Linked DNA regions of Mus musculus: region 1 is linked to region 2. Evidence: chromatin loops called from intact Hi-C (ENCODE). Cell type or tissue: left cerebral cortex. All regions are shown on one strand. Links, peaks and the distances in the headings refer to the core of each region. The heading gives the core; the rest is flanking DNA.

The links. A loop is a pair of places that touch in the nucleus more often than their neighbours do. Peaks named below come from ENCODE experiments on the same cell type or tissue, not always from the same donor. Only the 100,000 strongest peaks of a DNase experiment are listed, where the experiment ranks them.
Region 1: a loop joins it to region 2, with 5 times the contacts of the local background. A loop is called at or near these places in 7 of 42 quality-filtered maps.

The regions. Positions count from the first base shown.
Region 1 is chr8:17,390,306-17,406,307 of GRCm38, reverse strand. The region is part of intron 1 of Csmd1 (CUB and Sushi multiple domains 1); the gene reads left to right. It overlaps C030002A05Rik, which reads left to right. Exons shown (of 1, transcript XM_030243881.1): 1 at 1-16,002. Among named protein-coding and RNA genes, the nearest start is that of C030002A05Rik, 94 kb to the left of the region's middle. In left cerebral cortex, for the core only: a CTCF peak has its summit at 12,159 (motif pointing left); a DNase peak (open chromatin) is centred at 12,169; H3K27ac peaks cover 360 bases.
Region 2 is chr8:17,527,547-17,543,548 of GRCm38, reverse strand. Csmd1 (CUB and Sushi multiple domains 1) reads left to right here and starts at 8,164. Exons shown (of 70, transcript NM_053171.2): 1 at 8,164-8,659. The coding sequence starts at 8,575. In left cerebral cortex, for the core only: CTCF peaks have their summits at 5,798 (motif pointing right) and 9,906; DNase peaks (open chromatin) are centred at 10,617, 10,942, 11,208, 12,996 and 8 more places; H3K4me3 peaks cover 4,526 bases; H3K27ac peaks cover 4,460 bases.

The DNA of each region.
Region 1 (16,002 bases), core at 5,410-13,409, 140 kb after region 2:
GAGTGGTTTGGTCATATCATCTAAGTAAATAGTATTTCTAGCAACAGTAAACTGAAGGAAATACACACACACACACACACACACACACACACACACACACACAAACATACATACATATAGTGCCTGCAGTGGACAGGAAATTGCTCAGGTAGACATTAATTTGCAAGGTGAGAGGAAGCCTAAGGGAAGAAAATCCATTCATACTTAGCTAAGGGGCTGGGGTGCTAAGGGCTGGAGGGGTGGGAGGTTGGGGTGAGGATGTAGAGGCAGAGAATGGAGGGTGATAGCAAAGGGTGGCAGGTTTCTTCATTAGGAGATGGAGAAAATATTTTTAGGTTGTATCATGGTTATGGTCCTCTAGCTGCACATAGGACAAACAGCAACACAATCAACATCTCACTATCTGTTAACAGGAGAATCACAAACTAGAGCTACCCTACTCACAAAATGCATGCATTAAGGGGCCATTGACTACTGCCCTTGATTTACTGCTGTCCCAGCCCAGGAAAACAAGGGCAAGGACACCTTGGGATCGAAGAGGTTCAGGGTGGTGTTGAGGAGCCCAAGTGTCAATGCCACAGGCATCACCTCCTGTTTATCTTTTAATTATTTTTAAGTCCGCATCTTCTAATATGTCAATGCAAAATTAATTAATTCTCCAACTAACAATGTGTTCTCTTTCCTCGGCTATTCATGTTTAACCTACCTTTTCCAGGTGGACTCTGTCAATTCAGGACATGTTAAACCTAATTAAAACCATGCTGTTTCATGACATTGCCCATGTGATATTGCTATATTTCTTTGCGTCCAAAATTTTAAAATCTGATTTAAATTGTTATGGAAATCAGAGAGCACTTCCTTAGTGGATTTGGCTATGGAAGCGGTCACAGTACTGCCGTGGTGATTTTTAAATAGTAATAAGAATTCACAGTGTTCTGATGGCTTCTCTATTCTCTAGAAAAATAATGAATTGATTCGATTTATTTTTCTCTCTCTTTTGGCCAATAAAAGGAGAACTTCTGCATAGGCTGTTTAGCCGGGAAGCTTATTAAGTAGAAAAACTGGAAGAGCAATCAGAAGCCACTTAATTTCACACACACACACACACACACACACACACACACACACACACACACACACACAGACACACACACACACACAGACACACACACACACCCCTTATGGCTGCTTATTGAATTGCAAGACCCTCTCAGCAGGCAGCCCCGACCTTGAGGCTGCACAGAGTGCTGATTGCGGCTATTATGAATAAAAGGAGACATTATGCTGAGTAAATAAGAATCCAAAATAAAAGGAGTTTGGGGGGGGGAGCTGCATCCATACTGGATCAGTTCATTTCTTTGGGGAGGGTTTCAGTCCTTTTCCATAATCTTTTCTGCAAAACTGATTCTATCAAGGGCCAATCCTCTGGCGCTTGGGGAAGATCAAGTAAACACCAGCACATGTGTAAAGATGTCACAGTGAGCAGAAGGACAGTCTTAGGGTATTACCTGACATTATGAGGTGGCCACAAATTGCATCTCTTCCAGCTTCTTGCCCTCTACAGAGTAAAATGCTATTCATAGTTGGTTGAAAAATATAATGTGTAAAACCCAATTGTGTTATATATTACGTAAACTCCATGCAAAATAGCTACTTTTCTCTAAAGGATAGACATTGCAAGAGGTTAACAACCATGCCTAGGGCATCGCCTTTATGCTAGGACCAAAGGCAGTATGGTCACATGATGATAAGCATACTGCTGGTCTGACTTGTATATGTGTCAGCAGAGCAACATCCCCCCCCCCCAGCTGGAACTTCTCTGTGCAACCCAGAAGACAGCTGACTGCATGTGGGAGTCATGCTACAGCTCTGTCAAATCATGGCTGGCTCTGTGTAACCATCACATGTCCAGCGTGTCTATGAGCCTACCTCATATTTTATCAAATGTGAACTTTTGAAGATGCTTGATATTTTACATGCAAGCTCCGGAAACTGTGGTGGGTGCTATGGGACAGACTTACATATTAGAAGAGTAAATCGGATATGTCAATAAGTTCAGGGTGTCGTAGACTGTGTAGCTACCTTATAACACACATAGAATGTACTGTGAGGGTCATAAGGAGTTTGGAGACTCGGGTGGTTTTCTGAACATGATATCCCCTCAAAGTAGGTCTTGCAGAAATTCAGGAATATGTAGAGAAACGTTTGTTCTTCCGTCTGTGTTCATAGCTTCTTTCTCTTTTTCTGATTCCACAAAAGGGCTGGTTGGGAGGATTAATTCTTAAAGCCCAGTCTTCCCCCTAATCTAGGTTGTAGTAAACCATCACTTCCTATCCTCAGAAGTGACTCTACTGGCAGTGCCTGCACAAGTCCTAGGCTATAAGTGAGACATGAATGGCCAGGGAGACTATTTCATCATCTGTAGAGTTAAACGCCTTTTCTGTCTATCATCCATGTTGTGGCATGAGGCATCTCTCCTCATAATCAGATGGGTACTGCAACTCATTTTTCAACTCTCAACTATCCTTACAAAGTAATGTGGTCCTGTAGAGTTAGGACAGTGAATTTGTGTCTTCGCTCATGACTCTTCTTGTTTGTAGGGGTAACACTCAACTGCCTCTAAACATAGAGCAAAGGGGAATCCTGACAGACTCTCTCATCTATTCCTCTGCTGCCTGCATGATTTTTTAAGTATTTTTTATTACGTATTTTCCTCAATTACATTTCCAATGCTATCCCAAAAGTCCCCCACACCCTACCCCCCACTCCCCTACCCACCCATTCCCATTTTTTGGCCCTGGCGTTCCCCTGTACTGGGGCATATAAAGTTTGCCTGTCCAGTGGGTATCTCTTTCCAGTGATGGCCGACTAGGCCATCTTTTGATACATATGCAGCTAAAGACAAGAGCTCCGGGGTACTGGTTAGTTCATAATGTTGCACCTACAGGGTTGCAGATCTCTTTAGCTCCTTGGATACTTTCTCTAGCTCCTCCATTGGGGGCCCTGTGATCCATCCAATAGTTGACTGTGAGCATCAGGGAAAAGCCTCGAAGATATGATTTTTTTAAACTCATCACCAAGTCGTGCAACATAAGCTTTGAGTTAGGAGTGACTCCAGTCTCTGCTTTGAATAAGTTAAATTTTCACTAATGATTTATATACACCCGTAATTTCTACTTTTCAATGATAGGGCTGCAAACACAAGTGGGAATGCAATTCCAGATATAGAAGTAGTTCCAGCCATGTAACTATACAGGGACATTTGATATTGCCTTTAGTAGTTTTTTTCTCTCCAATTATCAGTTGCATATGGCAAAAATACAAAAGCATAATGGAACAGTAACTCTGGAGACTTTTTTGAAGTCTTTAAAACTAGGCTTGGATTTGAAGTTTTAGAAACTGTAAGAAGGAAACAAATAATTAAAAGAGAGGGTGGTGAAGGTTAATTTGAGGGAAAGTCAAATATGAAAAGTTTTCCAATGGAATGCAAAATTAGTTCTTTTGTGTCCTTTACATTTATGCAACAATCAGTTGGTTTCCTTTCCCCACTTAAGTCCCATGTTTAACAATTCATCTTTTGCTCTTACTTATCTCTCTGTGTTTTTTTTTCTTTATAAAATTTTTTTAAATTTTAACTCCAGATTTTATTCCCCTCCAGGTCCACCCTGCACCTGTTCCACATCCCATACCTCCTCTCCACCTCCCTGTCCCCATTCCCCAGCTCCACCCCGCCAAATCTCTAAACTCCCTGGGGCCTCCAGTCGCTTGAGGGTAAAGTGCATCTTCTCTGACTAAACCCAGAAAAGTCCTCTGCTGTATATGTGTTGGGGGCCTCATATCAGCTGGGGTATGCTGCCTGGTTGGTTTTCCAGTATCTGTGAGATCTCAGGGGTCCAGGTTAATTGAGACTGTGGGTCCTCCTCCAGAGTTGGCTTCCTCCTCAGCTTCTTTCAGTTTTCTCCTAATTCAATGACAGGGGCCAGCAGCTTCTGTCCATAGGTTGGGTGCAAATATCTGCATCTGACTTTTTAATCTGCTTGTTGGGTCTTTTGGAGGGCAGTCATGATAAGTTCCTTTTTGTGAGTGGTTGGACTTTTTATTATTATTGGGAGTTCCTGGACCTGGTTAGTGAGTTCACCTTGTTATGTCTCTTCAGAGAGAGAGACATGCTTTTTCAGGAAACATTCATGTTGATCACAGTATTTCTGTCACATCTCCAATCAGCCATTTCTTCTACGGTTTCCCCATACTGCAGAAGCATTTTCAATTGAAATGTCTATTGTGCCATAAAGATGGTTTCATCATCACTCTCAGAGAGCGAACACAGGAAAAGGAAGCATAGAGTGTAGTTGAAGATTATCTAGCTTTAAACTTCAAGCTTAGGTATTATATGGCCAGCTGTTAACTCCTTTAGTCAAGTTCCACACTAACAGTCAGAGACTTATGCTAGAACTCTCTCTTACTCTACTCTAGGGATGATGACCCAGTGACTCACATCTTGTTCTTATTTTCTCCCTGATTCATGCCTGGCTAAGTGGTGACATCTGGTAGGCACTCAGTATAAAGGTGTGGTTCCTGTCATGAGCAGCTCCAGGGGATCCAACAGTAAGCAGAGCAGGAAAGAGCCAGGATTATGGTGCTAATATTTCTTAAAAGCTTCTGGAAAACAATCCACGAATCAATGACCCAAGACCAACCATATCACCTCACATTTCCCTTTGCTACGATCCTATCACTGCAGGATGCACTATATATTGGAACAAAAGGGAGAAAAGCCCTATTACTCATTTATGTGTTTGATAATGAGGGTGATGATTTCCACTGCCTCAAAGTGCCCTTTCTGCCAGGAACATTAGTCATCAATAATAGACACTTTGTTCATTGCTTCTGGGCGGTGTAGGCTTATCAAAGAAAAGGGGAGTGGTGCCTATGTGGAGCCAGAGAGGTACTTGGAAGTTTCTGATGAAGAGCTTCTCCTGATTATCAGCCTAGCTAGTGCCTCAGTTAACTTGCTTGTGTATGGGGACATGAGTGACCATCACCACAGGTGGGTGACCCTGTGTAATATTAGATACCCAGTAAAAAGCACAGGATATTTCACATGTGGTCTGTGATCACTCATGGTTCTCTATCATCCAAACATTCTTGGTGGGACATTCTTAAATGTATGAGACATGGTGTTTGCAGTAGTTCTGTTTGCTTGCCCACAAAGAGAACATAATGTACACTAAATGTACCAGAAGCAGTTTTCTTATATGAACTCAATAAAATTCAAAAGCCACAATGAAGTTCATACTTAGAAAGTGGGAGAGCATTTGTTTTTCTGTAATCCTGTTTGTTTCTAGCAACATTGCATACATTTGCAATATTTCCTTGAACGCTCTTTCTTGAGGAAATTTATCCTGGAATCCAGGCTTTCCTGTCCCAGTCTTGTGACCTAACTAGCAATCACATCTTTGATACATAATGCAGAGAACACATGTGCACATTATGTGTGTTTTTGATCCCAACTAATTCTAATAATTCTGAGTTTTTATGAAAAGTGACTAAGGAGCTATGGAGGAGCTATGTCCAGTCACCATGATTGCAATGGGAAAAGTACTTAAATAGACACCTTAAATGCTGGCTAATGTATCTATAACTTGTTTATATTCCAAAGTTTTTCTGGTATTTCCCACCCAGACCATCTGTGAAAGTGATTTTTGTCTATAGTTTTCTTTTCTATATTTGCCTGTGGGTCACACTTGGTGAACCATCTACATTTTGGTTAGCAGGATGCTGGAAGCTTTTGTTCTCAATGTTTCCTAGTTTTGTGTCCAGTACAGAGATGCTAAAGCAGAATTAGACTGAAATATTACTTCCTATTATACTGTGCTATACAAGAGTACAACACTGGGGATCTGCATTATGTTCTAGGCATTGCTCAGTGTATTATTATTGAATTTAATCTGCACATTAGCCTTGTAGCTGCTATTATTGTCTCATTTTTGTGCACAAGAAAGCCAAGGCTTGGAGAAATTAACAGGTCCAGTTTACTATTTAACTACTATATGGTGTCAACTAAGTTTGTCCAAGTTACTGTAGACTCTGGTTCCTTAGCAGTTCTTCAGAATGCCCCGTCAACCATAGCATTAAAGGTACCAAAGACAAGATAAAATTTTTACCACCTTTATGTTAAAATGATGTCCTGGACATGAACATCTTCCTCTGAGAAACTGGAGCCAAAGACCAAGTTACTGAAGACATTTTTGAGCATGCAAACACTTGCTCTTTGGAAAGGATGGTTTTGGATTTGTTTCTATAAGACTCTGTAGTGAAGACTGCCTGGAAATGTACTGTACTGTAGGCTTAGATTTTTTTGAAATCTACTTTATTTAGAGTTCTTAAATGCTTCAACTTCTCTTCTAACCTACCTACCAGAGGCTGGAGAGAAAGAAGTTTAAAGAAAAAGGGGTTGTGGACCTGTTTAACAGTAGTTCTTTGAGGTAATTCCACTCTTCAGAATCAGGATACCAGCTGTCCTGTTCAATAGCAAATGCCAAACACCAATCAGTAGTGGAGACATGATATGGCAGAAACCATAAGTCCCCCAAATTGGCACAAGTCACTGGAAGCAGCCAGTATCAGCTGGAATACCATGAGATATTCCTTGGCACATTTCTGTCTATGAAGTGAAGACTAGTGAAAACTAGCAAAGAAGCAAGACCAGCGAAGAATTTCAAGGCCAGTGAAGTGCAGGAAAAGCCAGTAAAGTCCAGCAAAGCTCTTCAAAGCCCAGTGAATTGTTGCACAGTGTTGCAATATAAGAGCACCCTCTCAATGTTTATTGGTTTCCATTTATTTTCTTCCTAAACATTCCTTCCCTCTCACGCATCCATGCTAGCAAAACATGACATGCCCTCTTATGTGTCTTCTTCTGCAAAACCTATCACAAGGCAGCTTCCAGAGAAACAACATGTGACACAACTGAGTTTCCAAAGAAACCAGAAACTTCCACTTCACTGTATCCTCTATTCTGGCCTCAAATCCATAGATATTTTCTTGCCGTGGTTTCTCAGATCCTAGGATTGAAGGTGTGTGGTAAGAGAAGTCTGTAAAAGACAAACCTTCTAGTGAAACATTTAAGTCTGCTGTGTGTATTCACTGATTATTTCAATCATTTCGTTTGCAAACCATAACTCAGTAGCTTCAATTTCAGAAGAAATGCAGATTCTGAATTCTGTAGCTAGGCAGCTTCATGTGCAAACTGCTCAGAGAATGACATTCTTGCTAGGTATTACTTAAGAAAGAGTCCTTTGCTTCATATCTTGGGCTAAACTGTACTGTAGACATTCTTTTGAGAGAAAGTGCATTACACTGACTTAGGACCAAATCCTTAGCAGACAGAGGTAGGGCCCTTCTGAGCATGTGTCTGTTTGTTGCAGGGCCTGAAGTGAGGTTTGTGGTATATCTATAACTCATTATGAGGTGATGTCAAGGCAAATAATGCCGGCCTATGCTTGTGTGATCTGCCTCAGTTTCCTCTGTGGCTCTTCTAATGGAAGATCAAAGTGTGGCTAACTCACAGCCTGACTGAGGCTGTGCAAGACTACTTGAAGTTTTGCATTGGGAAACTCAAGTCCAAATGGGATGTTTTCCTTCAATGAATTTGAGGAGAGAGGGAAATATTCTTAGTTACACCCCAAAGTTTCAGAAGAGGCTGTAGGCACAGAAGTGAAATGTGTGCCTTGGTGGTACTGAAGCCCAGGTTTGAATTACAAGACCAGACATCATGAGCAGACAGGCAGAAAACAGGCTCCACATGGTTCTGATGATACACGTTGACCTTCAAGAAGCAGAAGTAGCTGAGGTCATCTCAAGAAAGAACTGATTATGTATGGTGTAGTTGCTCTAGCACGACATCCTGTATAATGCTTATGATGAACTGTAGCAAATGCCTTATGGGGACACTCAGGATAAAGGATAGGCACTGGAGATATTACGAGGAAAGAGAGAAAGGTCAAAGACCACTGAGAGCCCTTCTGTCTGGTCTGGTGACGATCAGTTTGGAAGACTGGCTTAGTGGGAAGGCAATGGGCTCACTGCTGTTAGCTTAATTTTAAGCTGACATCGTGGTGTGGTTAGAGGGAGGAGCCAAAGAGTTGTCCGCTGAGAAGAAAAGCCTCTTGTCAAGGTTTCTCATTCTACCCCCAGCACAATAGGTCTGCAGTGAGTACAGTTTCACAGCACAGACAGTCAAATCCCACCGATCACTTATGAATGTAGAGTCAGCATGCCCCTGCTGGAGAAGAGGAAGCACATTGGAACATGAAACACTTCGCCTTCTATCAGTGATAACCCAGCGAGGCCTCATTAGCTCGCTGAACTACCTAGAGTAGTGTTGGCCACTCATCTTCCTGTTTAATTATCAGACTCTCCAGTGGATCCATCTTGTCCAGGGCATCTCACCTCGCTATGGTTACGGCCTGATACATTCTACTAGTGTGGCTTTTTTTGAGTAAAAAGGTTGACTATCACAATGCACTTGGTCTTGGTGCAAATTACGCCATTGAATTACACTTGGTTTCTAGGCTGCCTGTCCTCATTTGCAGCTTAATAGCCTCCTTGGCTTTTAGACACACTCAGTCTCTGATAAGGCTTGTGTTCAAGTCATCTGCACTTTACTTAACTGTGCCCCAAAGCACAGAAGTAATGAGGGTGTTGATTTGAATATACTAAAGAGAAACCTGAAGATGTTGCTTTAAATGAAAAGGGGAAATTGCCTGACTCCATAAGGAAAAAAAAAAAGTCACACTGAACTATCTAAGTTCACCAACAGAGCAAATTTCTATCTGTAAACTTGTGAAAAAGATAAGCTGATTCATGGTAGGTTTGTTGTTAGGCCTCACACTATACTCATCAGATCCACAGCACACAGTGAATGCACAGCCAAGGTACAAATGGCAGTGTGTGAGATAACTTGGTCCTGCCCACTATTTCACCATTCAAAGGGGGTGATGAAGTATTTTCCCATGGACAAATACAACACTTTCCATCAACCTGTTTCTTTTTCTACCTTCACTACTTCATAGTGAAACATTCCAGGCAGATCTACTCTTCCTATTGCATTTCTATGCCCGCATGTTAAGTGATATATGCTAACATTGATATGACCTCTTTCAGCGAGCCAATGAGATCTAGAAAGAACCTTGAAGAAGATCCTATGTGACCCAGGACACAGCGAACTATTACACACAGAGAAAGGTTAAAGGTTGAAGAAAGTCATCTTGGTTCTAGTTTTAAAGGCGTTGTTTTATTCACTTATTGCCACTGCTTCTCATCCCCAGCAGAGTTGCTTGCACCATCCATCCTCCTTTCCCTACAGCTGGATCTTGGTCAGATGAAGAAGAGAGTGGAGCCACTGTCTCCTAGAACATCTCTGAGACTGCTTCCATCTCTTTCTCTTACTTTGACATAAGATCGTTTGCTTCTATTGGATATGAAATTGCTTTATTGAAACTCTCAATGATTAACATTTTTCTCTGTCCATGAGCCCAATCCTCTGTGAGAAAATTCCCAGGCTCCCCATCTTTTTCATCTTTCATTGAAAATGCAAGGTTACCCTGTGAGGAGAGGCTGCATAGAAAGACACTTCCTCTAGACTGGAGAAAGCTTTCTTCCTCTCATGGAGAGAGCTCTTTATGCAGCATGTTCTTCACTCATGTCAGATATTGATGGTGGCCTTTTTCACTGTCTTGGAAGTCAGCAGGGGGCTGTCTAAGGCAGTGAGCCCCAGTACGAGTCAGGGTTCTTCTTCACATACATGTTGATATAGAGGCCAAGGGGATGTGACTTTAATGGCTGTAAAGATGGGTAGTGGAAGCGGGGAGATGAACAAATTGCTGCAAAATTTCCAAGCATCATTTAGTAATGACTGCCTTTTAAAAAGGAAGAACAAAAGCAGGCTATACAGCTGGCGCTGCATACTAATCTCAATTTATTCATAAAGTTCAAGTTCAAACCTCATCATGTCTAAATATTTTCATTATTTATTACAATTAGCATATGCATGATTCCTGCTACCTGTCTGCCTTATTCAGGAGTGCTTGTCCTGCAGAATAACACTGAAGAAAACTTGAACAAATCTCTCCTGCTAGTGCTTAGTGCCCACCTCAGCCCAGCCCAGGCATGCTGTCATTCAGCCTGGCACAGCGCTGTGCCACAGATAGGTGCTCATCGAATGTGGAAAGTGTGTGATGCAAATATGCATTAATTAATATCTTAGAGGCAAAAGGTAAGAAAAATTAGTCTTCATGTTATAATTTGAAAAATGAGTCATGGTAGTTAATTAACCTATCTAATACCTTAAGGTAATGAATGCCTGAATCGATTCACAATTAACAATTCAAATAACCTTGCCTTTAAAGTGGCCTTATAATACCTGTATTTAAACCTAGACAGCTGAAGCACTCAGTGTTGATCTTTCCTGGCATGCCTGTGGTGGTATTCCAGTATGTACTGAAGCTACAAATTCATTAGCAGGCAAAAGACTTCTGTAGATAATGTTCACACCATACTTGGATTCTCGTTGCCTGCTTACTTCATATTTAAATGTATCCAGCATATTCTTAAGAAATATATTGAATTTGCCTTCTTTGTCCTTGCAATTTGTTATGAGGAAAAAAATTAATGGTAGGGACCAAAGACAGAATAATATGCTGTTTAAAGCCATGACAATTTGGTGATTCCAGTGCACACCAGGTCAAACTGTGACTGTCTGGGTGTCTGAATTCCTGCCAGAGCGTGCAGGTGAGAGTCACTCTGCTTTCAGCTATAGTTGAGCCCATCTGCTACAGCTTGGGAGATACTTGGCTAATATTGGAATAATGAACAGGTATCAGAAACAAAGGAAGTGGACTGCGGCCACTGAAAGAAAAGATAACTCTGTTCTATGTAAACTCATGCAAGTTTAGTCAAATCCTGTCATCTTGGAAAATCAGCTTTTTGTGTGTGTCCAAAATAGCAAGGATATAATTTATGATGCCAAATTCAGTTGGTTCTGTCAAGCTTAACCAGGCTCTGGTGTTTAACCCTTACTTGAACTATGATGTTTAACCCTTACCTAGACTACATGTCCACATGTTTTGTCAGGATCTCAAGCACAGCATTGATCAGACTGAATTCACTGCTTCTCGCTCTCTCCTCTGCCAAAAGAATAGCAGTTATGGATTTCATTTGCTTTTTTGAGTGGTTCATGGATGCAGATTCCTAAATTACTGAGAGAGAATTCATCCACCCTGAGCTCTGTATTGGCTCCCCTCATACCCTGTCCTCACCAGCATGGAGCCCCAGCTGTGTCCTCTCCACTTCCACAGCCAGGTCTGTACCTTCCCACACCATCTCTCCTCTAGTAACACAGCATAGCTTGCTTGCTGTCCTGGGTTTGTCCTCTCTTGTTCATCTTCCCTGTGAGATGAACTTAGTTTCTTAAACACACAAGGCTCTTAGGTTGCTGCTATTGGTAGGACCAGGAAAGATGTTTTCATTTGACAGAGAAAATATTACATAACTTGTTTTTGATAACTCATCTCCCCTTGGCCCCCTCTCACTTTTTAGCCGATTCTGACATGATCCTCTACCCTGAGTGCATTGGATTTAGTGTGTTTAAAATCATTCCGTGTTGCTCTTTCTAAAAGACTATCCATTCCCTTTCATAACGTTCATCCTGATCCTGTTTACTGAAATGTCCTTAGAACCTATCTCAAGTGTCTCTTCTTTGGTGACCACGGATCCACAGATATTTGGATGATTCCACTTCTCAGACTTGCATGCCTGCTTCTTTCTGAACTTTTCTTGTAGATGACACATTCTAACCATCGGAAAGATCCTCTGCTTTTGTTCTCCCAGAAACCGATCCCAAGTACTCGGTAGTACTCAACTTCCTGCTTTCTAATCCCGTCTACCTTTGTAACCCTTCAAATATTTATTATCCTCTAATGATATAGACTGGAATCAAACATAAGGATGTATACTTGTTTTAGATGTATGAATTATATGCTTATAAAAATAATTTATTTATGACATTTGACTAAATGTGAAATGAGAGAATTCACTTCAACATTTTTTTACAAATTTCACATCAAATTTTAAATCAGATGGTTGATGGTGGCACCTTCTGGCCAATTGTGATATTGCATCTGGATCCATTGTTTTGAGATTGGAAGACACTCTTCTGGGACCTGAAGTCCTGGAGATTAGTCATAGTCCATAAGGACCTACGCCATGGTAGGCACATGGTAGTCTTTTAAGTTCTGAACACCACACAACTCTTACTTACTGTTCGTAAATACAAGCTTCATTAGGGTAGAGCTCATCAACACGGCCAACTTATGAATATCCAGTTTCTATGCTGAGTTCTCAGCATATCTAGCCTTGAGATCATATCTTAAGACAATTAATGCTCATCTTACTAATTATTAATCACTTGGATGTGTATGAAGTACCACCTCCTTTTTAGGAAATATTAAGCACCTAATATACAGCGAATGTTCACATAGCAGGGTCAGCTACACCAAAAGTATGTGAGCATTTATAATGACTCTTTACTAATTGTCTGCTCTATTTGGTATGTGACAATTATGTTCCTATAAGAGCAAAGTGTGGATATATAAAATTTTTACATAATATTTAAGTTCAAGAAGAATTAGAAACTATTATAAACCTTTCCTCTAAAATGTTTTAAATGAGCAGATAAATGATGCCATAAACTTGATAATGTTTCATGGGAGCTAATGACCAAGACAGACCTAGAATGCAGAGAGTGGTGCCTGAGTGTTTTTATACTTGGCAGTCCCCACACATTCCTGTAAATACAATTTGACCTGTCACAAGAGTCACCTCATGAGCTCCAAAGGCAAGTGTCTGAATGAGCTCTGTCCATGTTCTACAATTGTGTGCACTTGTCCAGTTAGTTAAGTAGTTAATCTTCCTAACCATCAATATGCAGATCTTGGTTCACCTGCCCACAGGTTGTTATGAAGAACAGAATGATAGCCCCTGTAGGGTGCTTAGCTCGTGGAGCCAACATGTGTTCTACAAACTCCACAAATACAAATCATTTAGATCCTTAACTGGCCGTCATTTCTATAAGCCTGTGACATCTGTTACCTCTGTCCTTTAGTGCACAGTTCCTACTGAGTTAACTAGCTCACATTACTTACACAGGACCACACTATCTCTTCTCTGAAATCTCCACAGTATTTGAGGACCACAGCTTCTGAGTTTTAGCCCATGGTAAGCTGTCTCCATTTCTGATAGCTGTCAGGAAACAGAGTATTATGATGAGAAAGAATGTTCTGGGCCAAAGTGCTTTGCTTCAGGGTTGTCACACAGAGAAAGACGAGAAGTCCTGGTAAAAGAGCATCCCCTCAAGAGAATATTCCTACTGTCTTCCTCCTACTAGGACCCACTATTTATCTCTACCATGGCAGAAGGTGTTACCTTGAAATTATGACATAATCAGTGCATTAATTATTAGTTACATCATATTCTCCTGACATGATCATGTTCCCAAAGCCCCACCTCTGAACATTACACTGGAGAGGACGCTTTGGAGGGATCCTTATATCTGAACAATGACTCTTTTCTATCCCAGCAGATACCTCACTACCCAGTGCCTCAAATCAGGGTGAGTCTAACCTGAGTTTGCTGACATATTTGGGTGCCACTGAAAAACAGGGTAAGCAAGACAAATATTCCTTTAATAAGGCAGCCATGGAGTATTTTGGATAAGATAGAAAGAGCATCTGCATTTGGTTGTCACTTTTAGTAGTGCTTTGGGGGATTCTTTGTGCATTTTCATGTTTATGATCACTGGGGTTGAGGACTGCATTAGTTCTGTTCCCATACAAGGAGTTTAGGATGAATAGGACTTGCCTGTCTGCTGTGGCAGCTGTCACATCTTCATCTCATGCAACTTTTCCCTACTTGTCCACATCTGAGAAGGTGATCAACAAGGAGACATCTGCAGTGGCTTTTTACTCATTGTAGGGATTAGAACAGATCTATGAGGCTAGGCCTAGCCATCCAAATATAAGTACATTATGAATGTTTATTGACAGTTTCATTGACATGTGAGGACCAGAGAGGTTGCATTCAGTAATCTCACAATGGATAAGGGAAAGCATCACTCAGATTTAGCTATAGGATTAGGGGGTGGGAGGGACTTGGCTTTGATGTTGAACTACATGGCCTTCTGTGGACTTTACCTAAACCCTTTGCAGCGTTTTCTCTTTCCCCATGGAAACTGAGCACAATGACCCCTGAGAGCTGAGCATAGGTGATGCTTGACACAGTATTGACACATGCAAGCGTTTAGCAGCAGGCAGACATCATTTGTTATTATTATTTTATTGACAATATGGAGGCCACTCATTGTCAAAGGTCACACTAGTTGTTGGAGGTGTAGAAAGATGAGGAGAACCAAACTGAAGGCTATGAATAGGGCTCTGATTCCCAGGAAGCTGCTTGTCTATGTCTCGCTCACTTCCCTTTTGTCAGGTATAGAAAAGGAAAAAGATGTCTGCAGATAGTTACGTTCTTCGTATTCAAGGCTCTTTGTCCATAGCATCCCTGATGAGTTAGTGAAGGCTTGACAGCATCTTTTTATTCAGTAAGTGCTCAGGAACAACCCTCCCACTTGCAGACACTGCAAGGCCTGACTAGAAAGAAAGGCCAGATCACACTTTTCCTTCCCATCTGCCTGGAGCAGCCTTGGGAAGGGAGGAGCTCAAATGCTTTCTCTATTAGCTGCATTTCCCCCTTCAAACAGTAGATGATTTCAGGAAAACATAAGAACTTGAGTTCATGGCAAGTTGGTTAGACTTCATTCAGAGACATTTTTCAGTAATTATTTTTCAGAATTTCCCACCCATCTAATTGCTATTCCTCCCTCTTCTGCTTATCCCACATTCATCGTTTATCTCAGAGGAGAGCACTTTCAGCTCTGTAATGAGCTGTGCTTTCATTTCTTACAATGGAGAGATTCTTATTCAACAAAGATACAGACAGAACTCAAGGCTGTGGTGCAATTTTGTTCTTAGCAACAAGTGAAGTTTCCTATGTGACTTCCTAGCCAAAGGCACTTTTCTTTATTGATTCATGATTAGCTCAATATATCTTTATCTATCTATCTATCTATCTATCTATCTATCTATCTATCTATCTATTGTTTTCATCTATCAATCATATGTGCTTGTATGAATATGTATGTATGTGCCTGCCTGTCACTTATCTGTATCTATTTATTTATCAATTAAGTATATGTGCCTTTACATAATTGCCTTTTTAATATTTATCTCCTGTCATCTATCAACACATATATGTGTGTGTCTACCTACCTATCTTTAAATCTATTCACTTATCAAAAATATATATCTGTCTATCATCTATCTCCTATTCATTCTCTCTCTCTCTCTCTCTCTCTCTCTCTCTCTCTCTCTCTCTCTCTCCCTCCCTCCCTCCCTCCCTCCCTCCCTCCCTCTCCCTCTCCTCTCTCATATACTTGTCTATGGATTGGATTTGGAATATCTTGATTTTCCTTAATTTACTATGGTCTCCCCTTAGTTGTTTGCCAGCTGCAGTATCTTGTTGATTCTTAAATGGCAAGCAAATGGCACCAAATTAAGTTCCAGATAATTGCTTGAAATGACAATGTTCCTATATGAGTTAATCCTATATGAATAAATTGTTTCAAAGCTAAAAACAACACACAGTACACAGTTCTTTAGTAATCATGTATTGTGTATAATAGATTTTAAAATAATATATGATATACAGTATTAATATGGCTGTATTTAATATTTATATATAATTAGTTAATATATAACTATATTGTTATATTGTTATAAATTGTGAGAACTGTTTTATTTCTGAATCCCATTTTGAACAAGATTCTATTTGACCTACTTGATCAATTAGGACTGATTCAGTTCTGGCAGATTTCAGTCTCTTGCACTACTTCTC
Region 2 (16,002 bases), core at 5,461-13,460:
TATGTGACACTTGATCCTCTGCCTTTTTTTTTTTTTCTATTTCAGCACAGACACAGTATCTTCCTTCTCCATCCTGAGGCTGTACATGGCAGGGTAGTTGAATTGCATTCCATCTTACCTTTGAACTACATGTCTTCCTTGCTCGGTCATCTGAGAACAGACACATTGCTGATTCTAAATTTGTGCTTCTGTGAATGCCATACCAATGAACATGGATATTTATTTATTTATATACTGTACTCATTTCATTTGAATTTCTACCCAGGAGTGGGGCAGGAATCATGGGGTAGACATATTTGTAATGTCATAATGAGGATCATCCACACAATGGCCATGTTTATTTACCCTCCCAGTAATAGTGTGAAGAATGCACTGTTTCTTCATCCTTGATGCCTTTGTTCTTTTCCAGGTATTTTTAAAGTGCTCTGTGATTTTTATCATTCATTCATTCATTCATTCATTCATTCTTTTAGAAATGGATATACCTGGATGTTATGGCAGATGAGAATAGATCAGAAGACAATATGTAGGAGTCAGTTCTCTGTGTCCTCCCTGTGGATTCCTTGAGTCAAATTAATGTCATCAAGCTTGTCAGCATGTGCCTTTACCGAATGAGGCATCCCAGAGGTACATTCCTGGGTTTTCTGATAGGAAGCATTTTGGTGAAGGTCTGTTGGTACTCACTGTGGCTTTAGCCTACATGCCTCCCCATGGTTTTTCCTGACACTGATATTTTTATGCACTTGCTGGTCATCACTAGTACCAATGATTTTGATACAGGGCTCCCATGACCTTATCGATATGAGTTGGAGGGCTAGGGCTATCATTCAGTGGTAGAACATTTTCATTGCACGTAAAAGACACTATTGTTGAGCCTTGTCACTGCAAAATAATAATAATAATAATAATAATAATAATAATAATAATAATAATAATGTTAAATATAAATGTCAAAAGGCTGGTTACAAACTGAATTGCTGTGACACATAGAGAAAGATGGTTGGGACTGTGTTGCAGTGATTCTTAGGTCTTGATCACCCATCATACCCTATATTTAGATTTTGGCCCTGCCCCTACTTCTGCCATAGTGCAACTAGTCAGAAGTTCACAATCCTCTGTCCTAGCTTGGAAACTTTTTTTACAATAATCTTTATCATCTGATAGAATTCTTTGGGCAGATATCCCCCTGAATCTATCCACTTGCTTCTCCTCTTTGCCTGGAATGCCTTTTCATGTTTTAAGCTGATATTAGATCTCATCTTTCCTGCAAGCTCATTCAAAGTCTTGAAATATCAGAAACACTTCAGTAGACTCCCTGGAGGCAGCAGGGTAGAATGAAAAAGGCCTTAATTTAGGCTTCTGTTTCTCCATTCTTTAAGGAAATTATTGACAAGACCTACCAAGCCTCTGGTTGACCTTTCAGGATGTCAGGTTCTTCCCAAGCTCATATCTGACCTGTATGGTAATAGATATGTTAGCGCCATAGATAAACGCAGAATTCCACATGTTTCAGGGAGTCAGTGTCGGGTTTCTCCCACTGCTGCTGATGGCAGCAATCACATACTATTTTGGCACCGCCTGAAGCACTGCTCCACATGTGAAAGGAATAGTCCAAGAATTGACAATCTTGCAGTACTTCAAAAGATGATAACTTGCCTTTTTAAAGAGGAATTTTTTCCAATAGGAAAGATTTTGCATAGACATTTTCGGCAAACATCTGAAAACCTCTTATTTCAATCAATAAGAAAAGAATGACAATCCTTCAGGGGGAACAAAACCAAAATACATTTAAATTCAGAGGCAACACAGGAAAGATGGAAAGAAAGAAAGCTAAGTCTGTATTTGTATTTCTAGCCCAATTCAAAAACCATCATTTCCCCAAACATCATCTTAATTAATTCTCTCAACAGTCAAATGAGTTAAGAAAGTAGATACAGTTTTTAAGGACTAGGCAGTTCTTATTTATATAAAGTATATACATATTAACTTTTTGGGAAATGGGAAAATTGGCACATTAATTGAGGTTAGTGAGTACCCATATGTGTCTATACAAAGAATCTCTCAATATATGGTACAGAGAAAGCAGGTAGCTATAGACTGGTAGAAAACATGGTTTTCTATCAAGTAAAACTGTGAAAGACCCTGGTCTCAGATGCCCTCTTGCTTACTATGAATACCGACCCTAGGAACCTCTCTGTGGGAATACCTACAGAACCAATGATAGTGGTGTCCACAGGATATCTGGTGTACCAGATACTTCCAGTGCCACTGTGAAAAGCTATCAGCACCAGAAACCCGTTTTTTAGAAGAAGTGTGATTACTCCATGTTCATTTTAAAGCTGAGAGAAAACACTTTCGTTAGACATTTCCTCAACATTAGGAAACTACTAGGTGTGGACAACCATCTCTCACAGAGGAAAGTGCTACAACATTATCAGTGATGTCTACATTTTCTCCTGATAGCAGGATGCCAGGATAGCAGGATTCAAAGGACAGGGGAGCTAGATAGTCATTTTTAATTTGTGGCCTCTGCACAGCTCACTGATATATAGTAATGAACTAAATGAAATAACTCAGAGCCACTTATCCAAGTTCAGTGGTAAGGCTTGTGCAGTCAAAAGTATTCCTATACTGCAAAAGAAGGCGTGTGTGTGTGTGTGTGTGTGTGTGTGTGTGTGTGCAAAATATGTGTGCTTACCTTGACTCTTTCTCTGAGAAAAAAAAGATTGTTCATATGTTTTTATTTTCATCATGAAATGTCCTTCTTATGGAGAACTCACTAAAGCTTCACAATAAATGGCTGCTAATCAATGTATTTCAGCGTGAGGTGAGGCACAGGGAAGTGATGAAACATGATATATGAAGGAAATACAAACTTGAGAAGTAGCCTGCTCATTAGTCAAAACCCCATATGACAGTCATATATGACAATGGAGTCACTGAAGGGAGAATGGCTCTCCTGGAAGCTAGAGAGTTGCTTTTAGCATAGCCCTTTTGACATTCAAATTGGTTGGAATATCAACTGTGGAAGTCTCTGGAAAGTTAATAGTCACTTGTCACTTTTGAGCCTTAATGCTGAGCCAGCATTTATGTGAGCTTTCCAGACAATATTTGCTCTGCAAAGGCATCTGGTTCTCTCTGACGTGCCACAGTAGCCTGGGCTGGCGAATGTGCATGGTGATTCCATGTTGGGCAGTCTTGTTGCAGAAGGAAAGCATTACTAATAAGCGGGCCCAGTGGCCAGCCACCTAGCTGCAGAGGATGGCTTTCAAGATGGCTTCTGTTCCACGGAGCCTCAGGATATGGCTAGGAGGCTGCCTTGCAAGTCAGAGCAAAGGAATCTTCAGTTTCCCCTCTGGGTGTCAGCTGGATTCACCTTGTGACAAACTGGGAGATAACAACTGAATTTTTTTTTCTTTTTTGTCTCCCCAATTCCAGTTTGAAATTGTAAACTATGAGTTGGTGCTGGTGGAATACCTTCCCCATCTGGCTGCTTCTCTTTCTTCCATTTCAGAGGTGGGTTGTGTGGGGAAAGGAGACCCCGTCTTTGAAGCTTTACTGTATGTCTGATGTTGTTTCAATACTGGGTAAGGGAGACCTCATTACATACATCGCAGATGAGGAAACACAGACTACATTTGTTTGCATGCTTGCTTGCTGAGAAGAAGGTAAATGTATGACTCAAAGCAGACTCTTTTGACTCCAAGGTTCATCTCTGATACCAGTATTTGTCAAAGTATTACCTCTGATATAACCATGTCACCTTGAACTTGGAAATGCCAAATCATAGATCTTATCCAAGAAAAACTGCTTACTTTGAGGTTGAAACCAGCCACGTGCACGTCCATAATACAGATGACCAGATGCCTTACGATTTTACTGCTGTGAACCGATACCATAACCAAGGCAATTCATATAAAGGCAACATTTAATTGGGGCTGGCTTACACATTCAGAAGTTCAGTCCATTATCATCAAGGCAGGAAGCATCCAGGCAGATACGGTGCTGGAGAAGCTGAGTGTTCTACATCTTCATCTGAAGGTTGCTAGGAGAGGATTAGCTTCTAGGCATCTTGAACAAGGAACTAACCAGTAACCCCAGAGCCCCAGGGACTAAACCACCAACCAAAGAAAACACATGGTTTCTTGACTCATGACTCAAGCTGCATATGTAGCAGAGGATGGCCTAGTCCATCATCAATGGGAGGAGAGACCCTTGGTCCTGTGAAGGCTCTATGCCCCAGTGTAGGGTAATGCCAAAGTCAGGAAGTGGGAATGGGTGGGTTGATGAGCAGGGAGAAGGATGAGGGGATAGGGCGTTTTCGAAGGGGAAACCAGGAAAGGGGATAATATTTGAAATGTAAATAAAGAAAATATCTAATAAAAAAAAAGCTTACACTGATAGTGACACACCTACTCCAACAAGTCTACAGCATCTAATAGTGCCACTCCCTGGGCCAAGTATATACAAAACATCACACTGATTTAAGTTATTGTTATGCACAGAGATGCCCATGGTTCCTAGAGTGCCCTTTCAGGCAAGCTACATAATGATGAAAGAGGATTCACAAGTCTCTTAATCTATGCAATGAACCATTTATCGTGAGTATCCACCACCCTAAAGGCATGCACACATAGAATGCACACACTGCTTTATCAGAAAGGCATAGCAAAGGCTTGGCAGGCAAGTATGGATGAGCCACTCAAGAGAGTCATGCACAGCAGCGTGTGTCATCACACTTGCTTATGTGCCTCTACCTCCTTTCAATGGTGGCCTGGGGATTGCTGTATTCTAAGGTCACTTACAAAGAATAGTGATATGATATTACTGTCAGAACATTCTATACCCCTGTCACATTATGCTCTCCCCTTAGGGAGGTGGCAGGGCAGAGAAGAATCTTGCCATCAACTGTATATGTCCTAAGGTCTTTTGTGGGGGAGAGGGATTTATATGGGTACAAACATCCAAGTAGAGTTCACCTTCTGGCTTTTGAAGGAGGTGCCTTCCTATAGGTAGCCAGATTTCTTAAAGAAAGAAGTCCCCTCCAACTCTTTCATGATCGTCCATCTATTTCAAATACAGGATTAAGGAAGCCAAACAAAGTCATATTTAGCCATCCTAGCAACAAGCTGTATTCTCTAAGATTTTCATACCCGTACAGCTCTTCAGCTAATTAGTATTCTCATTTGTACATTGTGAAAAGCAATCTATATTTATCTCAAGCATCATGTTTCTGTCCTCTCCTTAGGTGATTCCATCTCACAGGGGCTTTTCATCTCTTGAACGTTTAGGTTGTCATCCTTCATGTGGATGATGCTGGGCCCTCAGGGACATCGCCATCTTTTCAGCACAGCAGGGGCCTCTCTGCTCTTTCTCTTTGAACTCCTCCGGGCCAGTCTGGATACCAACCATGTTTCTAGAGTAGCTTATCCAGGTTGTGGAGGCCGAAGAGTGCTCTGCAGAGACTGAGAAAGATGTCCACACCCATGCAGTGGCACAAACCTTCCAGTCACTGCAAAGAGGCCCCGCAGCATTTCTAGGGGTGAAATCTCACTGTCCCTCACTGAGATTACCTTGTAACAATTCTAAATTAGGGCCTTCTCAGATCTGAGGGAAATTACGCCCTCATATCAAATCAGAGACCCAAAGAGGGGAGACCCTCTAGGATGCTATCAATGTTCTTTGTCTATGGCATAGGGATATGAAGGTATACTCGGCAAAATCTTCCAAGAAGGTAGGTGACCGGAGTGGAAGATGAAAAAGAGATGGGATTATGGCTTTCCTAAAAGAAAAGCAGAGCACTAGATGGCAGCAGAGCCCCATGGTTTCCTTCTGGGCTGTGAAGTGCCTGAGATCCTAGGTGGGGGAGATTCCCAATATTATCACATTCCTCCAAAATGAGCTATTCTTCCTGGACAGTCTTATGCCTTGGGCTCACAATCAAGTTGCAATCTGACAAGGTCGTTCTAACTTCCAGACTCAGGATCTTTCTTCCTTTCTAATCTGAAACAAAGTGATTGTCATTTTTTTGACTGTTGTTGCTCTACAATTTTACTCAAATAGATAATTTGCAACAAAAGCATCCCCCCAAAAAGTGTTTTAATTATTGTTGTTTTGAGACAAGGCCTCCCTGTGTAGCTCTGGCTAGCCTGAAACTCTCTTCCTAGACCAGGCTGGGCTTGAACTTGAGGTGATGGCCCCGTCTGTCTCCTGAGTGCTGTCTCTACCGGTCTGTATCACCCTGGATCTGAAAGAAAAAGGGTCTTTAAGCCTGTGGCCATGAAGGAGCCACTCAATCTTGAGTTGTCAAAGTGCCACCATTCTGTGCAAAGCAAAGGTGTTTGACATCTCAGGTGACACTGAACATTCTTGATTCGGACCCTAATAACATGGCTCCATCTGGGAGCCCCCCCCCACACCCCCCCTCCCCCCGACAAAGAAGTGAGATTTGGAAATGGTTTTTAATGGCAGAAATCCTTCTTGGTGACATGAGTCATTAGGAGTGGCATTCAGAAGACAGGACACCGTTTCTCATGGAGGTCTTCAGCTATGCTGCTTCTGTAGATCAATGGGTCCTAAGGAGGAGCAGCGGATGAGCTATCGGATCTCCTAATAGGTCTTGTTGTTGTTGTTCACTTGCTGGAGTGTAAATAACACCTGGGGGAATGACTTAAAATCACACTGTAGGTGACCCCTTCCACTCCCTGTCACACTGAAGCACACAGGGCATCATTCTCAATCCATTGCTTTAGAGAGATAGCCTGGAATTTTCTCCCCTAGGGATAAGGGAAGAGCAATGGGAGGATACTTTCAAACAAACAAAACAAAAAAACTTCAGATCAGTTCCAAGAGAGCCTGGGGGAAACCTGCAGGAGAACAGAGCCCAGGGTTTTTTTTTTTTTTTTTTTTTTCTGGGGAGCTCCAATCTCCAGGAGAAGGATTCTAGGCTGGATAAAGTCTCTGGTTACTCTTGGAAGGTAAGGTACAGCCGGTGACTCTACATTTTTGGAGTCACTCTCATGCCCTCACGTCATCCGTGGGCTTCAGGGAGCAAGAAAGCTCTAGAACACTAAACTTGAGTGGCACACCGTGACTCTGCCCCTAACAGTGGGCACAATGCTGGTGCGATGATGTGGCCATCAGCCTGCCTCCACACACCATCCTCATTCCTTGGTGTGAACAACTCACAGTCAGCATGGGATGAATGTTCCCATGCTGGGGGCCTGAGATGTCCATCCCTGGCCCCTTCCATCCTATCCTCTAGAACTCCCGAATCCTTTCTAAGAATGGAGCATCTGTGAACTCTAGCCTTCACCTGGTTTGGATTTTTTCAATTAACCTACAGCCTTTTTCTAGTAGTTTACTCTGTGTGCACTCACTGGCTGCAGTAGACCTGCTTTTAGGAACTTCCTTCTGATCCCTCTTGCAGGAATGCTGGATGTGATGCTGGGGTTCACTACACTTTTGTCAATTCTCCTGCTCTCACAACCAGAACAGGGTGGCAGCCCAGTTGGGTTGTTTAGATTCATTTTGTTTCCCACATAGAGCTGGGCTTGCAATGAGGGTAACACTAACAGGACTAAACAGGAGCAGAACAGGAACCTGTCAGAGGCTCATCATAGTTGCAGACAGTCACCTTTTCAAAGGTAATTTATAATTTCTTTTAAAAGCACCATTTTGCTCCCAGTTTCAGTCACAGCTGGGCCCATTCTCTTCCCCCACCTGCATTTCTTTCCTAACTTAGGCAGAGGTCTTCTTCTGGTCAGTAGAGAAAGAGAAGGATGGAGGCTGGCCTCTGCCTGCCCCCACAGAGCCCTCGGGCTCGCTCGCGTGGCCAATTGTATGGTTTTTCCCCGGTGCGCAGCGTGGGCTTCTCCCACTTGAGCGCCCAACAAGTCTCCGTGCTCCAGCCTGCGCGCAGCCGCGCCAGAGACTGAACGCTGCGCTGCCTGCGGGAGCACTAGCAGGGGCCTGAAAGCCCGAGGCCAGGCTGAGTCCCGGACTGCGCGGTGCCAGCCTCCTTCCCCTCTCGGTGGGTAGGATGGTTGAGTCCAGCCACCACGGCAGCGGCTCCTTGCGCCTCTAGCAGCCTGTCTTCGGCGCTCGCTCCCCGCCTTCCTCCCGCTCCAGCCCTGCTCCCCCCTCCCCCCGCGCCCCTCCCGCACCTCCCACTCGCTGGCTCTCTCTCCAGCTGCCTCCGCTCCAGGTTGCTCCCGGTTGCGCGCGCTCCTCTCCCGCCTCGCCCCCTCCCGCAGCCTCGCCGCCTTGGTGCCTTCCTGCCCGGCTCGGCCGGCGCTCGTCCCCGGCCCCGGCAGCCCCGGGGCTGCGCTCGCTCAGAGCATCTTCAGCCCCGCAGTGGCTCGGACCCGATGCTACGGGAGCGGAGCGAGCCGGGCGCGCAGAGCTGCGGGAGGCGTCAGATGCGCGGCCGGGCTGGGGACCCGGAGCTCTTGCCAGCTCGCCTTGCCCTTTGGTGATTACCGGACTCTGTTTAGAGCCCGGTTGTTCCTCGGAGGAGACCGGCGCATCCGAGAGGAGCCATCCGTGTCGTGTGCGTGTGGAATATCTGCAGACATGACTGCGTGGAGGAAATTCAAGTCGCTGCTCCTGCCTCTGGTGCTGGCGGTTCTGTGCGCGGGGCTCCTCACTGCAGCTAAGGGTAAGACAGGCTAGCTCGGTACCGGGGAGACGGCCGAACCCTCGGAGGCCCGGTTTGCGAACGCGAGTGTCTGATCTGAGGATTGTAAGGGACCAAGCGGCAGGCACCGACCGGGTGGCTGTCCACCAGCGACGCTAGGGAACGCAGCGCCCGATACCGAGCTTCCATCGCGTTCTTCCCACCCCTCATCTGCCCCCGCCCCACCCCCGCCCTTCCTTCCCCCTCACTTGGGCTTAAACGACATTTCTCTCTGTGCTGTGTACTGTGGGTTGTCAAGGAGAAGAGAGCCCGACACGAGTTGGGCAGAGAACTGCGCCTTGGCTCCTGGCGCTTGGTGGGCTTGGCGGGTCGCAGGCTGGGGTAGTTCCCACGACTTCTCCCCGGACCCAGCGCACCTGGGAAACATACTGGGCACCGTCAGCCTGGCAAGTTCAAGCTCGCCGGGCTCCTGTGCCATCAGAGAGAGCTCCTAGCTGAGTGGTGTTCCCATAGCCTTACACCTCCTCTCACCCCATTCCTATGCTTCCCCTCCAAGGTACTCAAACTAGCTGTCTCTGGGATGTCGCCTCCTCTTTCCTTCCCTGGACTTTGCTTTTTTGCAAGTTGTGATATCTGGCAAGGTGGGTGAAGCCAGTGGGGAGTTCTGGTCAGGTTTCCCTAGCAGATCAATTCTCTGTGGGTGCAGAGGCAACCCCTGTCAAAGTCTGATCAACCAAAGGAAAGGGCTATTTCTGTATGGTTCCTGGGGCTTTTTTGTCTCAGAGAATTTGGCTTTCTCCTTGAAAGGAGTTAGGGGATGTTTTCTCCTAAGTCTCTACAAGCTGCAACCTTCGGGCTGGTAACAGCTCCTGTGCGCTAGGTTTAGTCTATGGGAAGGAGGAGGAAAGAGAGGAGGAAGGGGGGAGAAGGAGAGAGAGAGAGAGGGAGAGAGAGAGAGAGAGAGAGAGAGAGAGAGAGAGAGAGAGAGAGAGAGAGAGAGAGAGAGGATTGATTTCACATTGGCAAGTACCTGCTCCCATTTCTTCACTCTCTCATATGCTCCTGGTGCTACTGGGTGTCAGGTTCCCAGTTTCCTTCCTCACACTACTGGGCAAATCTGTATCTGTATCTTTATAGACAGACTGCTTTTCTTTTTAAAGGATGGAACCAAGTCTTACGACTTTTTCCCCCCTTTTGAATCATTTGTCCCCTCTTTTCCTCAGAAGAAATTTCCCTTTCCTCTCTAAGACTACCCCAGCTGCTATTCCCCTAGTGGTTCAAATTCAAGGGTGATTAAGAAGCCACAGAGGACTCTGTGATCTCCATCCAACTCCACACCGGCCTGGAGAGAGCAGAGGATTGCCTGAGGGCTCCAGGTGGGGGAAAATTCGGCCTTCTGATGCTGGCCCCTCTGCTTAGCATCCTTCTCACAATAACTATCCGTGGGATGTGTCCCAATAGCTCACCTAGAAATAGGTGGGTCCTGCTTAACTAGAAAGATGGGATTGCTTGATTTTTGGGGAGCTTCCCACAGATGTCTACCCTCTGACTACATGTCCCCCTCCCCCCATCTAGCCTGGGCCTCCACCTGAGGAGGCTCCACGGGTCAAGCACCAAGCAGGGTTAGGTTGGCAGAGGGCTCTGGTCTGGGCACGCTGGGAAATGAGAGGCAAAACATGAAAAGTCTGTGCCCCCCAAACCAGGTACTGATGTCAATGTTGGAAGTGGAAAAGATTCAGGATACAGAACCAGGCTTTGTCCAGACCAACCCTTGCTGAAATGGTATTCTTGTCATGCAACTATGCCAAACTTCTTACCCTTTCCTGCACTCTGAGATGATCTAAGGCAAAGCTTCCTCCTTCCTTAAACCTGCAGCTCACCCTTGGAGCGCACTCTGGGTTTCCTTGGAGTTCTGAGCAGTCCTAGCTCCCTCCCCCCGCAATTAACAGAGGTTGCTGCGTGGACCCCACAGCCTCTCGCCCGGCTGCTTAATAATCCCTACACGTGTGCGGGCTGATTCCGCCCCCACGAGGGTGGTCTGCCGCTCTGGGGGAGGGGAAGCTGGGGCCGGGCGTGGAGGGATAGGTCCTGGACAGAGGCTGCACTGGCCTGGTTAAGGGATTCCAGGTTAGGTGCATAGAGTCCTGGGCCTGGACTCAAAGCCCCAGGGAACTGAGTGCCTCCTGCGCACCAGGAATCCCGGTTGAGACCATGGACGCCAAAGTGAAGCCAAGGCGCTGCCAGCCCCTGCTTGCTTGGCACTGGGATCTTACGCGAGAGCGCGCGCGCGCGCGCACCCCCGTGCTCAAAGTGACTGGGACTCTGGTCTCCAAGAACGTTTGCATTATTGTCTGACACACGGAGCAGGGGGTGCATGCTCCTTCATTAACCCCCTCGGGATCCGAGCTGCATCCCCTACCACTCACGAAGTCAGGCGCAAGCCCTGTGGCTGTGCAGGCTGGCAGGAGGCTGGTGACGCCAGCAAGAGAGTAGCCAACAGTGTGCTGACTGGCAGCTGGGGCAGGGTCGCAGTTTCCCTTAGAAAGCCAAAGCCACTGGGCCAAGGTCGGGCCTCTGCCAGGGGTGTCACCTCTGGGCTCCAAGGCTTGGCCAGAGGGTCCGAGGGCACCCTGGCGCCTGCGCAGAATAGGGTCCTCCTCCAAGGAGCGCACAGGAGGAGGGAGCTGGGCCACTGCCACTCTCAGCTGTGCTGCCTGCACTCAGGTGGCAAGGGCTCCGAGGTAAAAACAGGTTGACTTTTTAATGCCTGGGACATCTTTCATGACCTGTTTGCAGTGTCTGAGAGACTGGAGGCACTGCCGTAGAGGTGGTTGGAACCCATAACCTTCAGTGCCCAAGCATTAGTTGGGGAAACCAGGAATTTATTTATTTATTTATTTATTTATTTATCTATTTATTTATTTATTATTGTTGGTGTTGTTTTTGATGATGATGATGATTAATGAGATGACAAGGATGGGTTCCCAAGTTTAAATCTCTTTGTGAAAGCACATTATTCAGAAAGCAGAGGAAAATGAAGATCTTTAAGCTTTTTCACTTGGTAAATAGATGGAATAATTCATACAAGAAAGCTTGCTTAAATCTGTGCCCCCGATGCGGAATTGAATTATCTCTATAGGCCTTTTGAGCAAAGTTTGTTTCTCAGTAGGTTCTTGGGTTATTGGTTGTCTGGCTGTGAAAAGAAGCTAGCCTTTAGGCTTGGCTTGGAACTCCAGCTGAAAGTATTCTCACCTAGTGCTGGAAGGAGCCTTGCCTGAGGAAGTTTGAGAATGAAGGCAAAGGTTTGTGCAGGTGGATCTTTAGGTTGTCTATCTCCTCAGTAAAGAGATTTAAAACACAAGACATCGAATTCCCACAGAAACCATATTCAGAACTCAAAGGCCAGAGAGGAATGTATGCCTAAGTCTTTTAATGCCTCTAGATGCTTACCCCTTTGAAAATTCATAGTACGAAAGGACTATAAGACTTTTAATTTGCAGGTTCTTTATTTTATTTTATTTATTTATTTTTTAAGAGTAGGGCCACTCTAATTTGATGAAGCCAGCAACCGGTGGAAATAAGTGTGCTCACCCTGCCCCCAAATCCACCATGCATCAGAATGATGGAGGACTGTTAACTCTGTTTTCAAGTTGTCCTCATCAAATCTCTTCCCCCTTGCATTGCCAAAGACAGTACTGTATTTTTAAACTCAGATCTGGTCAGCCAAAAGCTTCCTACTACTTCTGGTGTAGCCATTTAGTTACTAGTGTGGGACTTTTAAGACAATGAACAAGCAAAGCAAATCCTGGGGTTAGAAACATTGGTTAGGAGCCAGGAACACGGGCCATTCTTCCAGAGGACTGGAGTTCGATTCTCAGCACCTATATCAGGCAGCTCACATCCACCTTTCCTTCAACTCAAGGGGATCTTACACCCCCCTTTGGCCCACTCATGGGCTACATCTGCACATAAATAACTAAATGCATGTATTTTTTTTACAAAAAATAATAAGGGAGAATATTTCTCATGATATCATGGGATTGGCAAACTGGAGAAAGAGAGAAAAACCACCTATTTGTACACATTCAGAGGAGGAATGGTAGCAGTTCTGAAAACCATCCTTCCTGGGCTCAAACAGGGAGGTTAGTAGAGACTAAAGGGAGGGGCTATTTTTAGGTTGCCTTTCATCTGGCCAATCATGCTTACTCAGGACATCCATCCAGCTTCCAAGTTCCTCCCGGCACAACATCTTCTTCCCCAGGGCGAGGCTGCTCCAGTCAGTCTCCAGTTTGTTGTCTGAAACACAATCCCACTTGGAAGATGTCAAGAAGATGGTTCTGCCTCCTCCCAGAAATAGATCAACAAAGGCTTGGTGGCCACTTAGTGCTCATTGCCGAGGATCTACCAAATCCAGTGTAGACATTTCTAAGCTGTCAAAATGCAAATGGCATATTAAACACTCCATGCTCTGCTGAATTCTAAATGTGACTCTGGTAGTGTTTCTGCTGAGCTCATGGTGAAATAAGCTGTGACAACTTGCATGTGTGCAATTTAAGCTATATGTTCCTTTTGGGCCTTTTCCCTTTCTTGTTGAGTTCATTTCCCTCTATGAATAATTAGATATACCTAAAATGTGAAGAGGGGATGCCTTTAAATTTGATTTTACTAGGCAAATTCTACATCACAGGAAGATTTCTTGTAAGGAAAAGACATGTATCCACACTATCTGCATCTTTGTTCTAGGGAGCCTTTGAAGACCTGTTCATTCCTTACATCACCAGAGTGGTAACTTCAACTTCCAGACCAGGGCTGACTAGGAAGAGGGGATCAAACTAATTTGGTTGTGCTCTCCCTACTGCTTGGACAGTTTTGGATTCTGTTTTGTTGTGTTGTTTTGTTTTTGTTTTTGTTTTTGTTTTATGAGCTAAATGGTCTTGATCTTGATGAACCATCTGAGGCCAAGATATAGATGCTTTTGGCTTTGCTGAAAAGTATTCATCCTAAAGGAATCAACCCTCTACTGCTGCCTTCAGATGCACGGGCACAGTCCTTAGCTCCCTGGATATGTACTCCAAAACAAGCTATCAGTATACAAGTCAAATACTCATCCGCAAGCAATTATAGCTAAATTATAAGTAAGCAGGTTGCTCCCACAATGGCTTTAAGATGACCTTAAATGACCTTTGATTGTCGATGTGACTTTATTTAAGGGCAACTCTAGTCCCTGGTGTGGAGACCGATTGTGGGATTAATATCCTCTTTATTTGAAAAAGAACACACAGAAATTGTAAGGCAGAGCTGGTTAAAATAGACTGGTTCATGAGCTTTCTGCTGATAATACAAACCCTGTTTATCGTCCAGTGGATCAGCTTCTCCAGATGCTATGTAGAAAGTGGCTCATTTTGGTGCATTATCCCTCAAGTCACTTACATCAGGCAGGGGTCTGCAAGAGAGAGAAGTGCCACCTGTGCTTGAGATAAGTTGCCTGGTCCTTTCTTTGGATTAATTGTAGAGCTGTAACTTGGATGGCAGGTGATGTGACTTCCACCCACTTTGCTAATGCTGAGTCTAGAACTTCCTTGATGGATGAAGCAAAGCAAAACAAAATACCACACCACATAGAGTCACATACCTGCTTAAAACAACTCTGGGAGTTTTGTGTCTTTAACACATTTGAAGTTTACGACTGCAGCCATTGGTTTAATTTCAGGGGTGGTTTAATTTCATTTTATTCTTTGTTATAGAGTAAGTCAGGGACATTTTACTATATGCTTTAAAACTTGTCACTGACATGGGATCAAGGGACACAACCTTGTGGGAGTCAAGTTTGTTGGCACTACTTTCAGATTGTTTTTGCCAATGGGAAATATATTGGGAATACAATTACAACCAGGGTGCACCGTGATGTGATGTGAGCTACCAGCTCACCATGATGTAATGTGAGCTACCAGCTCACCATGATATAATGTGAGCTACCAGCTCACCATGATGTGATGTGAGATACCAGTGAGCTGAATGTGTTTGTTTACTAATTCTGGTCTTTTTGGAGAATCTCAACTTTAAAACAAACAAACATAAAAATGAAGACAGACTATGAGCATGTGGGTTCTACAGAATTAAAAACAAGATTGTGTGTGGATGATCCATATAATAACATAGCATGTGCACCCCAGTAGAGCTCTGATAACTGAGGAGGGTTAGGGCGTGGCTACACTCTTTCCCCATATCCACAGCAAGGGACTTTTGAATGTTCTTATAAAAAGCTGATTTCACCAGAGAATAATTCCTCTCTTTCTCCTTTCAATTCCAGTTCCCACCCTTGGCCTCCAACAGAGTCTTAGAAGTATGCATGGCATGATGTCACTTCTAGGGCAGCAGCAGCGCCCATTCACAGGTTATTCTGATACGGTGAGCACAGCTGATCGTAGAACAAGAGGACCTATATTGAGAACAAGGCAGAAAGGAAACTACAGATCTAACTTAGTCTGTACAAATTCAAATTTACACTCTTTCATTATTTAGTAAAGAGATGTGGACTAATTACATTGCAGATAAAAGATATACCTCACTTTAAATACATATAGATTGGATCTATATGCATCCCATCCCTTCTTCCCTTTCAATAAAAGGCATGAGGCTTTTATTGAAATAATAATCATCAGTTCATTAATCCATCAAAGGATAATTAGCCCACACAGATTTCAACATGAATTTGCTTTGTCATGAGTGAAACTGTGCAATTATTTCAGATTTTTTTCTTCTGTACCATCCATGGCTCCATTATCACTGTCCATCACCCTGCACTGTTTAATCTTGTTAAAAGTATAAATTTACAACAAAGCTCCCATCTGAGTTTCCTGCCCATAGTGTTTGTATTGTGAGCAGACTTCAAGGAATAATTATAGTCTTTCATGTGAGAGACTACATGTTGCAACAAATTATTCTATATTTTTCCCATTACTCTTTAGTATACTCTGATGTGATTGGTGTTATGTAAGAAAGAGCTAAATGCTAAATTAAAATTTGCATTATTTGAGGACTGATACGTAATGATTTAAAAGCCTTTGAAATCAATTGCGGACTCAAAGCACTCATTTTTCCCAAGGCCTAGAGAATCCCTATGGCTTTATTCAAAGAAATTGTTTCTCCTGTACTTAATGTGAATCATCTCCACTGGTCTCTTAGGAGTTGGGAATTTGTTTCCCAGGATTGATATCCATGGACAGAATGGGGAGGAGTCTGGGTATCCCCTTCTCATAAACACACACAGTACACAATCCATTAGGATGAGGTCATGTTTTATGCTTTCTTCCTACTTTGCCCGGCTAGCACAGAGGACATTTCCACTCCACTCTAGTGTGTGA